Regions from separate parts of the Homo sapiens genome. Here region 2 is linked to region 1. A link is an interaction called in ENCODE POLR2A ChIA-PET data of the cell type or tissue named here. Cell type or tissue: PC-9. All regions are shown on one strand. Region 1 has its middle 22 kb from the start of CALM1. Region 2 overlaps TTC7B (tetratricopeptide repeat domain 7B).

Region 1 (2,500 bases):
CTACTAAAAATACAAAAGATTAGCCAGGCGTGGTGGCAGATGCCTGTAGTCCCAGCTACTCAGGAGGCTGAGGCAGGAGAATGGCGTGAACCCGGGAGGTGGAGCTTGCAGTGAGCAGAGATCGCGCCACAGCACTCCAGCCTGGGCGAAAGAGCAAGACTCCGTCTCAAAAAAAAAAGGCATCAGGCCGGGCATGGTGGCTCACACCTGTAATCTCAGCACTTTGGGAGGCCAAGGTGGGCAGATCACTCGAGGTCAAGAGTTCGAGACCAGTTTGGCCAACATGGTGAAACCCCATCTCTACTAAAAATACAAAAATAAGCCAGGCATGGTGGCAGGCACCTGTAATCCCAGCTACTTGGGAGGCTGAGGCAGGAGAATCACTTGAACCCGGGAGGCGGAGGCTGCAGTGAGCTGAGATCGCACCACTGCACTCCAGCCTGGGTGACAGAGCGAGACTCTGTCTCAGAAAAATAAAATAAAGTGCATCAGTATGTTCATCAGCTGGCCGAACAGGTGGACCTATTTGACGCTGCGAGGTAAGTTCTGTTACCACGTGCGAGGTAAGTTCTGTTGGGAGCTGAGAAAGACAGGCCTCCAGAATGACATGGGGCAGAACTGGAAGAGAAAACTTGGCCGATTAGGCCATTGTGTCCATGGGGGACTGCCCAGGAGGCAATCAGAACACCGAATGGGGGAATCCAGTCATTTGTGGCTTGCTGGGTGGAAGGTGCTGGCTGGGGCATCGGGAGGCCGGGGTTCAGTCCTGGGCTTACCACCCTCTGCAAGTGGGACTTTGGTTGGTTCTCTGTCTCTGTTTGGGACCAAATTCTTCACCTATTAAGTGGGAGCCTGGGGCTGGGTGTGGTGGCTCATGCCTGTCATCCCAGAACTTCGAGAGGCCAAGTGGGAGGATCACCTGAGGCCAGGAGTTCAAGACCAGCCATGGCAACATAGCTGGACACTGTCTCTACCAAAAAAAAAAAAAAAAGTGGGAGCCTAGACCAGTTATCTCAGCATAACTTTCCAGCTCCAAACATTAAGAAAACCAGCCTCATTCTACCTCTTCCTTGGGAGGACTCTGGAGAAACCCTGGGTGTGGCAGGGTTTTCTCCCTGCCAATATGCTTGGCATTCAGGAAGAGCAGGATGTCACTGAGGCTCTTGCCGCCGGCGCCCGGGCCAGGAGGCCTGCAGGCCCGCCTGGAGCAGGTGAGGATTCAGGATGTGAGTGGGTTTTTCCCTGAAGCTTCTCAGGCCAGAGCCGAGGGAAATATCAGCATCCTGGCAGTTTGCCACCTGAGTCAGCCCAGCTTTGGCTCATTCGAGGAAAACTAACTGCAGGAAGCTAGGAAGTCTGATGTGTGGCAGGATGTGTGTGTGTGTGCGTGTGGGAAGGCGCATGCCCTTGTATGGGCCTATCCATGGGAAAGGGTTCACAGGTGTGCGATGCTGGCATTCGTCTGATACATACCATCGTGGCCATAACAGCCTTAAAATATTCTAAAGCTTCCTTACCTGCTGGTAAAAGCCACCGGCCTCAACACCCCCTGAGGGCCCCCTGCTGCCCCAGCTCCCTCCCTGGACCCCTGGGACCTCCCCCATGAGCCTCCAATTGAAGGGTTAACTCTCAACCCTGCACCAGCAAAAGCAAGAGAGTGTTCTGGTTGGTGGAAAGAACAGGGGACCCTCCCTGTTGTTACACATCTTGACAATTGCCCTGTGACTATGTACATGTGTGTATGTCCATGTGAAGGTTTGCATCTTCAAGCTCATACAGGCCAGCTTCACTAGAGAGCCTGTCACTCATCTCACCACAGCAGTTTAATAAAAGGTGTCCCCTTCCATGGTTTCAGAGGAAGGAGTCTGAAGTTTGGAGGCAGGAGAAAGGGGTTCCCTGCCCAGCAGGGCTCAGGGGCCCAGGTAGGAAAAGTAGCTCAGAGAAGCTGACAACCTGCCGAAATCACTCAGCTAGTAAAGAGAGGAGCTGAGGTTTGAACCCAAACATCCTGGATTGCACTAAGCCTGGGGTTTTATACTCTGAATCAGCCTGGGGATGAACAGCAGCTGCACCTCAGCTCAGCTTCCCAGCTTGCAAAGGTTTCTGACATCTATGGAGCCTCCCAACTCATTCATTCAGTAGGTGAGGTCCTGCGAGCCTAAGTGGCAGAGCCAGGGCTCAAACCCAGATATCAGTGACTCAGTGACTGGGTTCTTAGCATTGTCCCCACAGGCAGCAAAATGGGCACAGGGACTGTGGGGCACAAGCTATCTTCTCACTTGTGATATGCAGCATCACACACACTGGGCCAGCATTTTCTTAGGTCACTGAAAACCTGCTAAGATGCATGTATCACTGACCAAAACAAGGGAGACCAAAAGATGGGAGCAACCCAAATGTCCGTCAACTGATGAATGGGTAAACAAAATGTGGTATGTCCAGACAGTGGAATATTATTCAGCCATAAAGAGGAACAAAATACTGATACCTGCTACAATGT
Region 2 (2,500 bases), 290 kb before region 1:
TAGCCAGGTGTGGTGGCAGGTGCCTGTAGTCCCAGCTACTCAGGAGGCTGAGGCAGGAGAATGGTGTGAACCCGGGAGGTGGAGCTTGCAGTGAGCCGAGATTGCGCCACTGCACCCAGCCTGGGCAACAGAGCGAGACTCCATCTCAAAAAAAAAAAAAAAAAAAATTATTCCAGCTAATAAATGAAAATGCAGTGGGAGAATTAGAATGTCACCACTTAGTAACTCCCGGGAGATTGATGCTGAAAGTGTTGAATACCAAGGGCTGCTAATGTCAGAACAAGAGCACAACACTGCTGAAGTCTTGCCAAAGGGATCGACCCTGAATTGATCAAGCCTGCGGATCTAGCTGCCAAATTGCAGGAAATACAGAGAACAGAGGCATGTATTGAACTGTAGCATGAATGTGCAGTTTTCTAGCCAGTGGGAAACTCTATAGGCTGAACAGTTCAGGTTTTCTCTAGCAGATAAGTTGTAAGAAAAAGAGGTAGTGGGGAAGGTGTAAAGTAGGAGCGATTTTGAAGAATCGTCAAGTGAAAAAAAGTGGACAAGGCTATAGGGTAGGGATGCCTACGTGAGGAACAAAGCAATTAACCAGAAAAGTCAGGGTAGTTGTTACTTTTAGTTGGAGGGGGCTGTTCATTGGCATGTGGTGAATGGCGGTGTCTTTATTTTTTTTGGTGGTGGTTACATGGTGTGTGCCTTCTAATAGTCCCTTACGCCATACAATTGTTTTATATGGCTTTCGGTATCTATATTTTATCGAATAAAATATTAAGAAAGAATTGAGGGGGTCAATGAAATATGGGCTAGAACAGTACCCAGCAGAGGGCAGGGGAGGGAATCCCTGCCCTGGGAACCCAGAGGCCGGGTGGGAATCAGGTCCTGGCTCAGCCCCTCCTAGAGCTGTTGGGCCAGACTCCCTTCTTCTCTCTCTGGGACTCAGTTTCCCTCCTTATCAGTTGCGAGTAACGAATTCCTGCCTGTGTCACTAGGTTGGCTGGCAGATCATCTGGAATAATGAGTTGGGGAATGGCATGGAACCAGTTAGTGGTATCTCAGAAGAAGATGATGGCTGACCTTTCCTGGGCAGTGACTGTGACCTTTCATCCTCACAACAGCTACATGAGTAGGTGTGCAGCTGGATCATACTCCATCCTAGTGGGAGGGACCCAGTCTCTGTCCTGAAGAAGCCCAGTCTCTTGTGGGGACTTTCTTGATGAGAGAGTGAAATAATTTTAATTACCATGTCAGTGGTTTGTTAGTAAATGGCAGCTCCTCTGGATGGCTTAGAGGGGCTTGAAATAGCTTATTCCCCTGAGCAAATTAAATATTCTCCTCACAGATCATGTTTGCTCTGCTGATGTGCTTAGCAAAGCTTTTTCTTTTCTGTAGATAGAGCCAAGGTAAACCTGAGCTTCGCGTCGGAGTGAGTGAGTGTGAACTCTGACTGGGAAAGCCAAATAAATGAGGTGCTGTGCGATGAAAGAACTGACTTCAGAGGGTTGACTTCTGGTCAGAGCGTCTTCTGTGTTGTCGCCATCTTATCAATGTTAGTCTTTTTCCCCGACACCATCTTTCTTCTGAGTCCTGTTTCTGCTGTGAAGCTCAGACGCCTCAGCATAAATTCTCTGCTACCCCTTTGTCACCCACTCCCAGTGGGATCCCATCCCGTTCTTTGCAGCCAGATGTGTCTAGGTTCAGAGACTTCAGCTGGCCTGTGCCGCTGGGAGCCTTCCCAGGCTGCTCTCCTGTCCCTGGGATGCCTTTGTTTTGCGTCATAGGAGGTAGTCACATTTTCCAGTTTGACTGCAGGCTTCTGCACGACAGGGATCATCTTCACCTTCCCTTAGCACTGGCATCAGATAGGGCCTGAGTTCAAATCCCAGCTCTTCTGCTGTGGGCTGTGTGATCATGGGCATGTTCCCTGTTATTTCTAAGCCTGTGTTTCCTCATGTATAAAGCTACAATTGAGAAGAAGAGTTTGGTGTAGTACATCGTAGAAACCGGTTCAGATTCTGCACTGTTTTCTATTAAACCAAAGGTTCACAATCACACCAGTGGCTGCTTTTGGCTTTTAGCCAGTAAATGTTTGTATGTGGAATGAAGGGCCGGATGGTGGGACGTAGCAGCTGGTTGGGGAAAGGCGGAGGATTCACGTGTTTTTGAGCATGGAGTCAGAAGCTTTCCAGGTGCCATCTCATTGCATATGGCAAGTAGGTGTTAGTCCTATTTTGCAGATGAGGAAGAGACAAGGTGAAGCCCGTTGGCCAGTCCTTCCCCATCTCAGTGCATGCCTGGCATCTGGTACTTGTTCCCCTTGCCATGTTCCCAGATGGCTCACATTCCATGCTCACTTCCAGTCCTTCTTCTCATGAGCCTCCTCAACCTTTGCCCTTTTTGTCTTCTCTCCCCAGCAGATTTGCCTTTCCCAGGCCCAAGCGGGTTATCTGGTCCCACTCCTGAGAATGTGTGACAATCCCATCGGCACTGTGCTGCC

Evidence for each region. Peaks named below come from ENCODE experiments on the same cell type or tissue, not always from the same donor. Only the 100,000 strongest peaks of a DNase experiment are listed, where the experiment ranks them.
Region 2: POLR2A ChIA-PET joins it to region 1 with 5 read pairs; 10 of 35 experiments call an interaction of 5 or more read pairs at or near these places.

What each region holds. Positions count from the first base shown.
Region 1 is chr14:90,418,184-90,420,683 of GRCh38, reverse strand. No RefSeq gene overlaps it. Among named protein-coding and RNA genes, the nearest start is that of CALM1, 22 kb to the right of the region's middle. RefSeq lists a silencer at 1,273-1,473. In PC-9, no CTCF peak of the experiment used is centred here; a DNase peak (open chromatin) is centred at 1,303; H3K27ac peaks cover 1,358 bases.
Region 2 is chr14:90,703,829-90,706,328 of GRCh38, reverse strand. The region is part of intron 5 of TTC7B (tetratricopeptide repeat domain 7B); the gene reads left to right. Among named protein-coding and RNA genes, the nearest start is that of TTC7B-AS2, 7.7 kb to the right of the region's middle. In PC-9, no CTCF peak of the experiment used is centred here; no DNase peak of the experiment used is centred here.